Regions from separate parts of the Mus musculus genome. Here region 2 is linked to region 1. A link is a loop called in an ENCODE intact Hi-C map of the cell type or tissue named here. Cell type or tissue: left cerebral cortex. All regions are shown on one strand. Each heading gives the region's core, and the rest is flanking DNA. Links, peaks and the distances in the headings are about the cores only.

The links. Hi-C counts contacts between places; a loop is a spot of excess contacts. Peaks named below come from ENCODE experiments on the same cell type or tissue, not always from the same donor. Only the 100,000 strongest peaks of a DNase experiment are listed, where the experiment ranks them.
Region 2: a loop joins it to region 1, with 9 times the contacts of the local background. A loop is called at or near these places in 4 of 42 quality-filtered maps.

The regions. Positions count from the first base shown.
Region 1 is chr5:142,310,843-142,316,227 of GRCm38, reverse strand. No RefSeq gene overlaps it. Among named protein-coding and RNA genes, the nearest start is that of Gm30998, 50 kb to the left of the region's middle. In left cerebral cortex, for the core only: no CTCF peak of the experiment used is centred there; DNase peaks (open chromatin) are centred at 2,060 and 3,921; H3K27ac peaks cover 409 bases.
Region 2 is chr5:142,255,331-142,260,715 of GRCm38, reverse strand. No RefSeq gene overlaps it. Among named protein-coding and RNA genes, the nearest start is that of Gm30998, 110 kb to the left of the region's middle. In left cerebral cortex, for the core only: no CTCF peak of the experiment used is centred there; DNase peaks (open chromatin) are centred at 888, 1,790 and 2,500.

The sequences.
Region 1 (5,385 bases), core at 159-5,158:
AGGAAGAGATCCTGGCCCTGGCAGAGGGTACTCAGTGGGCTGCTAAGTACTGGCTATTGTTCAGCTGGCAGGTGTGAAGTCTGACTGGGATTATGTCTCTCTTGTGGTCTCTGCCATGTCTTCTTCAAGCGTTGCTTATCCTTCATGACCGTCTGTCTTGACCCAGACACTTTCGTGTCTGCCGAGGTCATGTGACCCTCTGCATGGGCTGTAGAACTGAGAGGAGACTCAAGATTGCACTGCTCAACTGGTGATGAGTGAGAGCTAAGGTCAGTATTGCATTTAGCCATGAAAAAAGATGGCAGGAGCCTGGTCTCTTTAGATGCTGGGAAGGACTTGTGAATGGGTGAACACTGAGTTGAAGAAGTGTTTAGGGTTCTCTAGAGGAATAGACCCGGCAGAGTGATTTTACATTAAAAGAGGGATTTGCTAGTTGGCTTACACAACAGAGGCTGGGTAGCCCATCCCTGGCTGGCTGTATGCTGAAGAAATGGAGAACAAAAACACTCACTCTGTGAGTCTGCTGCTGCCGGCCTGGATGATTCCTGGTGAGCTGCTGGGCTTCAGTCCATGTTAGAAAGTGGAAGATGCCCGGTTCCGATGTTGGGTGTAGGGTGGCGGCACAGCCATGGTGGCAACAGGATAGATGCACTCACGAGCCAGAAGATGAGACAGGCAAGTGAGCAGCTGTCTTCCCTGCAGACCCTGGGCGGTGCCACCCATTTACCCCACCCCCAAGTCAATCTTTCCTGCTAACATCCTCAAAGACCCATCCAGGGTGTGTGTCTTAGCTGATTCCAGATCCAATTAAGTTGACAGTCAAAATCTAAAACTTCCTCGGTATCTGCCTCGGCTTCTGTTACCTCTGCCACAACCCGTAGAACTTCAGGCAAAAGAGAATAGTAGGCTTGGGAATTGTGTAATGGTTCAGTGGGAAAAGGCACTTGTCGCCAAGCCTCAGGACATGAGGGGTTCTAGAAAGAGAAAACTCATGACACAAAATAAGTAAGTGTGACAGAAGGAGAATAGGCTCATCTGGCAGTCAGACAAACAAATGACATGGAGACAGACAGACAGATAGAAACACACACACACAAACAGAGAGAGAGAGAGACAGACAGACAGATACACACACACAAAGAGAGAGAGAGAGCGAGTAAAAGTGATAACATTGATGGATGACATTTGAGCAAACATTGTATTTGATTAGAGAAATAAATTAGTGTGCTGGTGGTGTATGTGTGTAATCCAGGTGCTCACTCAGGAGGCTGAGGGAGGAGGGTCATAAGGCTGAAGTCAGCCTGCCTGGGCTGGACTCTGAGCTCAGGTTAACCTGAGTGATGTATCAAATCCTGTTTCTAAAAAATTGAGTAATCTAGTGGCTGAGGCCTTTGGACCAATCCAGGGTTTGTTACTTCGTTTGTTTTGAGACAAAATCTTATGTAGGCCAGGCTGGCCTTGAGCTTGCCTTGTAGCTGAAGAAGGCAGCCAGCATTCTGCTCTGACCTCCGTGCGTGTGTATACTTACACACTCACATGTGTGCCACACACATAGCTGGGCAGGGTGGTTCACACCTGTAATTCCAGCCCTCAGGAGGCAGAGGCAGGAGGATTATGAACTCGAGGCTTGCCTGGACAATATAGCAAGACTCTGTCTCTAGACAGACAAATGGATATAAAGCATCAAAGATGTAGAGTCTAAAAGTGATTTTGGCATGTTTGTGAGGAGGGGTGGGGCCACGTTTAGTTTGGGCTACTGCTCATTTGTTACCTCTGTATACCTGCCCTTACTGCTGCTGATCCCACGGAAGTGTGGAGCCCCTGCGCCCTCACGCCTGTTACCCTAAAACTGCCCCTCCACCAGGGATATTCAGTGAAGCTGACTCACAAAAGCCCACAGGAGGAAGTCAGGGAGAAATCACTCTGAAATTCAGGAAGCAAGGCGGGAGTTTACTTTTTTGCAGCGGTATGAATTGCCGGAGATTTCCCAGGCCCTTTCAGCTGTCTTGTCTCTGAAGAATTCTATTTTGGTGCTGGCTGAGTATCCATCCACCCAGCTCTTCGGAACACACTGTGAATGGAAGCGATGCCAGCTACCGAGGGCTGAGTCACCCCTCAGCAGCTGCTGGTGACCACACTGATGGCTCTCAAGGTCTTTCTGTTGTTTGTGACTCGAGTCTGAAGCATCCTCCCACAGGCTCCTAGTGCCTCCTATGACCTCCTGGGTTTGAACACTTGGTCCTCAGCTGCCGGGGGTGTCTTTGAAGTGTCCTGTGATTCACTGATCACACCTTTGGACAAGTCTGTGAGGACATTTCTGGATAGAGTTAGCTGAGGCGTGTGGGCTGCGCTGCATCGAATCCCAGGTCGAATACAAAGGAAAACCTCAGAGGGGAGGAGAAAGCAGGCTGAGCACCAGCACTCCCCATTTCCCTCTCTCCTGGATGTGGACACTGTGTGACCAGATGCCTCGTGACCATGGTGGGTGCTTTGCCCACCAAGATAGACTCTAGCCTGTCAACCATGAGCTAAAATAAACCCTCTGTCCTTGTGTTACTTTTGTCATAGCGACAAGAAAGGCTGCTAATGTAGGGCTGAAGAGGCCCATTTGAACTCAGGATTTGTTTTATTCTTAGTTATATGCACATTTGAGAACCCCCATGTGTGTGTGTGTGTGTGTGTGTGTGTATGCATGTGTGCATGTGTGTATGTGTGTGTGCATTTGTGTATGGTATGTGTAGTGTATATGTGTGTATGTGTGTGCGCATGTATGTATGTGTTTGATCATGTATGCACATGTGGAGGACAGAGGTGTCTTCCTCAATCACTCCTTTTTTTTAAAAAAAAAAAAAGATTTATTTTATGTATATGAGCACACTATCGCTGTTTTCAGACACACCAGAAGAGGGCATCGGATCTCATTACAGATGGTTGTGAGCCACCATGTGGTTGCTGGGAATTGAACTCAGGACCTCTGGAAGAACAGCCATCTCTCCAGCCCCAATCACTCCTTTTTTGAGATGGGGTATTAGAGCCTGAGAAGGTGGGAATAAATCACCATGAAAACCAAGTCTGAGACAACAAAAGTTTCTTTATTCAAAGTCTTGTATATCAGGGAGATGGCTGGGTTCAGGATTCAAACTCTGTCAGCAGGGCAGGACAGAGTAACCTTTTAAAGCAAGCAAGCAAGCAAGCAAGCAAACAAGCAAGCAAACAAAAACCCCCAAACAAAAACAAACAAACAGGAGGGGTAAGAGGTAAGGGCTGAACATTTCCATCTGTCTTTCACACCGGGCATTTAGAGTGTGTTAATACTTGTCAAATACCTCAGATGGCTTTTCTGACAACCGAGTCTGGATAGAGATCAGTCAGTCAGAGCCACTTTAGCAGCTGCTAGGTTTCAGTCCTGACTGGGTGCTGACCAACTAAGCCTAGGCTAAGTTCATGTGGGAAACCTGGGGCTAGGAGCCGTTTCTGGGAATTTGGTTGTTTCTTAGAATTCAGCCTAATACGAGGTGGAGACTCCATACAAGACGGGGTTGCCGAGGCTACCTATGTGTGTGGCCTCTGACAAGGGTTTCTCACTGGTCCTGGAGTTAGATGATTAGGTGAGCCTGGCTAGCTTGGTCCCTGGAGTCTACCCATCTTCCCTGCCCTGTGTTGGGATTAGAAGCATGTGCTGTGGTACCTGGATTAGAAGCATGCGATGTTGTGCCTGGATTTTTCCATGGGCACCAAGGCCTTGATCTTAGGTCCTCATGCTTGTGCCGTGACCACTTTATCTACTGAACCATATTCATCACTCCATCTGATGTTGTTTCCGCGTCCTGGCCAAGATATAACAAGTTATACTCACACCAACTGGAAGAGAAGAGCTAAGCCAACAGATGTCTCATTGGTATCCATTTTCTCAAAGAACACAGTTGCCACCCTAGACAGTTTTAAACACTCCACCCCTACCTACACTGGCAGCATGACTGGTTCCTGATGGGGACACTATTTTGGGAGTTTCCAGAAATGTTTGGAAGTTGAGTCTAGCTGGAAGTAGTAGTTCCTGGTGAGGAGGTGGCTTGAGGTGTGTCCTGGGAGGCATCTTGTTCTGGGACACTTCTTTTTCTCTCTTCTTGTCTGTTGTCAAGTTAAGAACCATGCCCACCACACACCCCAGCCATCATGACATTCTGCCCAGTACCCAGAGCCACACAACTGAAAAGTCTCTGATACAGGTCTCGGGGGGGGGGGTCACTGAGGTGGATTGTTAGGGACAGAGAGTTGGTTAGAAGAGCTGCTAAAACCATGGACAGACAGTTGATGTGCTGTGGCATCTGTGAGAGGAGAGAGTGGCTGCAGGTTCTGAGGTCTGGGCAGCAGCTGGGTTCTAACAGTCTTATAGTGACCATGTACCAAGCCCCAGAAACCATGAGCCAAAATGAATAATTTGAGTCGTTCCTCCAGGTACTTTGGATGCAGCTGTAGATACACTGTATGGATACACTGAATTTATTTTTCCCTTCAGGGAGAGAGAAAGATGGAGATATGTCTTGAAGAAGTTCTTAATAGGATGTCTCATCAGAAATTCCACAGCTTGCACCCTGGGGTGAAGCACAGGTACCCAGTGTGCTATTCTTTGTGACAACACAAAGGGAAATTTCATTTCTTTTGTAATGCCTTCACATGAAGGTACTAGGGTGCCTCAAACATTTGGATGTTGCCTAGGAAACACCCAAAGAGGCACTCTGACTTCACCAGCTCTTAGTGGCAGGGAAGATCTCTAACTTTGGAGGTCACACAGTTGGGGTGGCACATGCCTGAGCTACCTGTTTTGTTAGAGGCACTGTTTCTCTTCTGTGTGGGTCTCAACTGTGTGGGTTATGGTAACAGTTTCCTAGGTTACGTTTCAGAGACCCGAGGCCGGCTTTTATTGACAGCTTTAACCCTTTACTCCGCTCTGCAGATGCCCAGTGGGTGATGGGAACAGGCTGTGAAGGTTGGGCATCTCTCTTTCCTTCTTGGTACTCCAGCCTACTTGTCAGGCCCTGCCTGTCTCTGCATACGGCGCTCATTCAAGAAATGCCTTGCTCAGAGCTGTATTACAGGATGGACTTGACCTACTTTCATACTCTCTTTTCCTTTCCAAGGGTAAAGTCATGTAGGACCTGCCATGACCAAAGCCACAACACACACACACACACACACACACACACACACACACACGCCCGCGCTTGTGTGAGCGCCCACAAAGACATAAGGAGTTAGTACACATGGCATGGGGCATGTCTTAATTAGGGTTACTATTGCTGTGAAGAGACACTGTAGCCATCGCAACTCTTATAAAGGAAGATATTTAATTGGGGCTGGCTTACAGTTTAGAGGTTTAGTCCATTA
Region 2 (5,385 bases), core at 291-5,290, 56 kb after region 1:
CCATATATCTTACTAAAGCTTGCTTGCCTACATTCATATGAGCAAACACACAGTACACACACACACACACACACACACACACACACACATGCACACACACACACACATACACATGCACACACACACCACAGTTTTTAATAAGCAAATATTGTTCTAGAACAGTTGCAGCAACATTTTTTTGATGGACAATGGTTTTAAATGAAACCAATATTTCCTAGCCCATTACCTCAAATCCCATAGCCTCATATGTGCAAACTGTGCATGTCATATGTGCAAACTGTGCATGTCATATGTGCAAACTGTGCATGTCATATATGTAAACTGTGCATGTCATATGTGCAAACTGTGCATGTCATATGTGTAAACTGTGCATGTCATATGTGCAGACTGTACATGTCATATGTGCAGACTGTACATGTCATATGTGCAAACTGCATGTCAGTGGCTAGAATTTCAGGGAGAAAATCTTGAGTAAGATTATTATTGTGTGTATGGTATATGTACATGCTTGTGTGGGTGTGTGTTGGTAGATGTGTGTGCCCATGTGCCTGGAGGCCAGATACTGACATCAGTGTCCTTTTCTCTGTTCCTGTTTGCCTTGTTCTTTGAGACAGGGTCTCTCGATGATGCTCCTCATGGCCTCAGCTGGCCTCACTGCCCAGGGACCTGCCTGTCCCCACCTCCCCAGCCCTTATGCAAATGCTTTCATCATTTTAAGTCAGAACTATTTGAAAGCCTTCAGCTATATATCGAGTGATCCCACCTCTGAGCTAGTGTGATGTGGGTGGCGATGACAATTGCGTTTACATCTGTGTGGCCACTGTGGGATGACTTAGGCCACCGAAGCATAATAGACTATTATGTGTGCTAAAGCGTTTAATTGTGCCATTCAGATGGTTGCTATTCTTGACCACTGTTCAGTGTAGGCTCAGAATAGACCGAGACCAAGGGTGGGAAGCAAAGAGAACTATGCCTTTAAAGCTAAGCTAAGTGGAAGAAAGAGAAACGAGGAGCCTTCACGTTTGTCTCCAAGAGTACACTCACCATATCCAAATGGCATATTGAGTTCTTTCTGTTTTAAAAAAGTTGTGTTACAAAGAGGAAGCAGAGCATAGGCAGGAGCTGTGGCCACTTACAATCCTTCAAAGCTACCAACGGCAACCTATCTGTCTGCAGTGGGAGACCAGTGAACAAAGATACTGGGCATAGAACAGGCCTAGAATGTGCTAGGTGAGGGTTCTACTGATAATGCATGTCCCCAGCTCCTCACTGGGGGATTCTAGGCAGGGGCTCTACCACTGAGCCATACCCCAGCTCCTCACTGGGGGACTCTAGGCAGGGGCTCTACCACTGAGCCACGCCCCCAGCCCCTCACTGGGGGACTCTAGGCAGGGGCTCTACCACTGAGCCACGCCCCCAGCTCCTCACTGGGGGACTCTAGGCAGGGGCTCTACCACTGAGCCACGCCCCCAGCCCCTCACTGGGGGACTCTAGGCAGGGGCTCCACCACTGAGCCATGCCCCAGTCCCTCACTGGGGGACTCTAGGCAGGGGCTCTACCACTGAGCCCCACCCTAGCCCCTCACTGGGGGGTTCTAGCTGTAACTGATGTATGGGCATTGGGAATTGAACCCAGGTCCTCTGGAAGAGCAGTCTGTGCTTTTAACCACTGAACCATCTCTCCATCCCTATTTTCTATTTTCAGTTATGTGTACATATATGACTGTGTGTGGGTTTGTGCACACGACAGAAGGTGCTTGCAGACGGCAGAAGACAGAGTTGGCTCGCTTCGAGCTGCCCACTGTGAGCACTGGAACCAAACTCAGGTGCTCTGCAAGAGCAGGCACGTGTTCACTGCTGCTGAGCCCTCGCTCCAGCCCTGCCCACTACCGTTTGAATGAAGAATAGGTGTTGCAGACCTCACTCTGGCTCCATTCTTTCACCACTTGCCAGTAGTATCCCATGGGTTAACCACACCAAAATACCCAGAGGACCTTTGATGGATGTGGCTGAGCCTTTTCTTCTTTGCTTTAAATGCTTTTGTCCTCCCTGACTACTCTGATGTTCTGACCATTTCCAATTTATAGCACTATGCATCAGAAATATCCACTGATAAAAATATACAGACTGCCTCTGGTTCTCCTCAGCGCTGGAGAAAACTTCCGTATAGCATCTATTTTTAGACCACTCATTGATTCATGCATTTCCCTTAACTTCCTTAATTCTGGAATTATCCTTTATTAAGTTTGCTCACCTTTGCCTCATCTACCCAGTTTGGTCATATTGTGGACGTGCATTAGTCAGCTAGTGCTGTATAACAAGTCATTCCAAACATGTACAGTAGCATTTTTTTTCCTTTGAGGTTCACATGCCTGCTAGTTGGCTGTGACTTGTGGGAGCCAGGTTTGTCTGCAGGTGGGTTCAGTTTAGGTCTGCTATGCATGTTTGTGATTTTTCTGGGATTAGTAGGACACTGGGGGCGTATTATTCTCACAACACTTACCTAAGTGCAAGAACACAAACTCAACCAGATGGGAGACTTCACACCTTACCCACTGATTTTTTTTTCATTTCTGTTGTTATGAAAATAGCAACTGATAAAAAGCAACTTAGAGGTTGATGGGTCTATTTTAATGGAAAGTTGCAGGTTACAGACTATTACAGAAGGAGTCAAGATGAGAAATTAAACAATTAGATACCTCACCTTCAGAGTCAACAGCAGAGAGAAATAAGTCCTTCTATGATACCTACTTGATCTCTCAGCTAGCTTTCTTCAGTCTTACACAGTATAGGGCCCAGAATATAGGGCCTAGCCTAGAGAATGATGCCACCCAGAGTACAGGGCCCAGCCTAGAGGATGGTGCCACCCACAGAGGACTGTCAATTAACAATCAAGACAGTCCCATATGGCTATATCCCTTGGCAACCTGACCTAGATAATTTCTTAATTAAGACTATCTTTCCAAGTGATTCTTGGTTTCTGAAAATTGACAGTTAAAACGATCACATCTGCTAACAACTCATTGCCTGAAATGTGACATCTGGCCAAGCCCAAAATCAAGTTGTAAAGGAAATACACAGCCCACCATGGGTCTAACCATGTAGACAAAGATTTCATACCATTAATCCAATCCTTCCCAAGGTGTTTGTGAAATCAATAAAAATCAACTATTTAAGTGATTCCAGACTGATCTTTTCCCATTGCACAGAGATTAATAACTGGAACTTTACCTACATGTGTGACTAAGACTTGAGAGTATACGGTTAAAGTGTTGCTCACTCTCTTGGGGCTCAGGAGCCTTGTGTGGCAGAATTGTGGGGCAACAAGGTCTAGTGTCAGCCGATGGGGGTTGTTGGAAGCAATGTCCTGGAATGCACTTTCCTTAGTTCCTTAGGGAGCTTAGTGGAGATCCCTTGGGATCCTGGTTAGTTCTCTTGAGAATGGGTCATTATAAAATTAGGCTACCCCATGTACTAGAGCCCTTCTGCAAATAGCTGGTTTTCTTCTTTATTCTTTTCAATATTGTGGTGCAGTCAGAGGACAAACAGACTGAGCTGCCCAACACTAGACTTACAGCCTTTAAAGCTGTGAGCTAAACAGATCTCTTTTCTTTGTAAGGTATTTAGCCTTGGGTATTTTGTTACAGCAACAAAAACACTATAGTACAGTCAGGCTACTATAGCCCCTGCAAGCCTCAGGCTTGCATTGCTATCTCTCTGTGTGTATGTGTGACAGTGTGTATATGTGTATGTGTGTGTGAGTGTATGACAGTGTGTGTGTGTATGTGTGACAGTGTGTGTGTGTCTATGTCTGTGTGTGTAAGTGTGACAGTGTGTATGTGTGGGTGCATGTGTGACAGTGTGTATGTGTGAGTGTGTATATGTGTGTGTGTATGTGTGTGTGTGTGTGTGTGTGTGTAGGGCAGAGGTTGACATTGTATGTTCATCAATCACTCTCAACCTTATTTTCTGAAACAGGATCTTTCACTGAATCTGGCTCTGCCATTTTAATTGGAGTGGCTGGCAGTGAGGCCCCAGGATCAGGCCCTAGCCCTGGAGTTACAGGTTCACATGACTAATCTGGATGATGTAAATTCATGTCCGCATGCTCGAATAACAAGCACTTCACTAACGGCACCATCTGCCCAGCCCTAGCCCCTGGGTCAGGCTTCACTGACTCTATCAGATCAAGCTATAGATGGAGACCAGAGCCTGGTGACATAGACTAAGGCCATCTTCCACTGTACTCTCTTGCTGTGGCATGGTGGTGCAAGCCAGCTACATCCGGGTAAGACCCACCTCCATCCGCACTCCAACTTTCTCTTCTGATGCTTCCCTCGTGCCCTTAAATGGAGCAGAGGCAGGGGCCATATTAAATTCTCACAGGCTGTCTGATTTTATTAGGCTCCTGCTGTAAGATGGGTTTTGGCATCTGTGTGGGACTTATTAACCAAGCATGTGGAGGAACAAATATTTTGGCTCATTATTGTTCCTTTATTAATGTTTGTTCTTTTGATTATTTGTGGGATTCTATTAAAGGGAACCAGGAAAGATGAGGCTCTTTCCAGGTTCCTGCTCATAGATGTTAAGCTTGGGGATTTATTTTTTTTTTTGCAATGAAATTTGTTTTCAAGGCTTATTTTTTTTCTTCATAATTTTTAGAGAATCAGGGGGTTGGGAGTAATATTCATAAATATTTATTTCCTGAAAAGTTTAATTCTTGTGCTAAAAATGTTTTGGGGAAAATTGGAGGGGAATAGATTTTCATTACGCGGCAGAAAAGTTGAATAATTGAATCTGCACTTTGGGAAACCTGCTGGAGAATTAGAGTTAAGGGGTGTTTGAGATGATGCAGTTAAGAAACCCTGCTTGCCACAGGGAGGAGGAGGAGGAATAGGAAGGCATTTTGAGCAATGCGTGGTCTTGACTTTATAGCTCCAAGATTCCTACTGCACAAGGCTAGAGTCATCAATTGCTCGTTGCATGAACCTTTCCTGGGGAGACGTGAGCAAATGTCTCCTTGAGCTGGATAGGTTGGTGACGGCCGACCAAAGCAAGGATGTCTGCCTAGAGGAGCAAACATGAGCTTCCTTACAGAACACGAGTGAGGGGTGACCGACAGGTGCAGAGGTGACCCTGAAGTACCTGCCTCATGGTAATGCCTCATCCCACATCTCCACAGAAGCTGCAGCATGGAGTCCCCTTTTCAGTCAATATTCCATGTCCTGCATACTCTGGCATCTCCCAAGATCACCTGAGACCCTGAGAAGACCAGGGGAAGTAATGGCTAGACTCCTCTGTGAGGCTCCTGTGGCCCTTCTCTTTCCTTTTTAAACCAGGGAGAGTCAATAGCTTTGCTACCATTACCATAGACCTGGCTACCTCT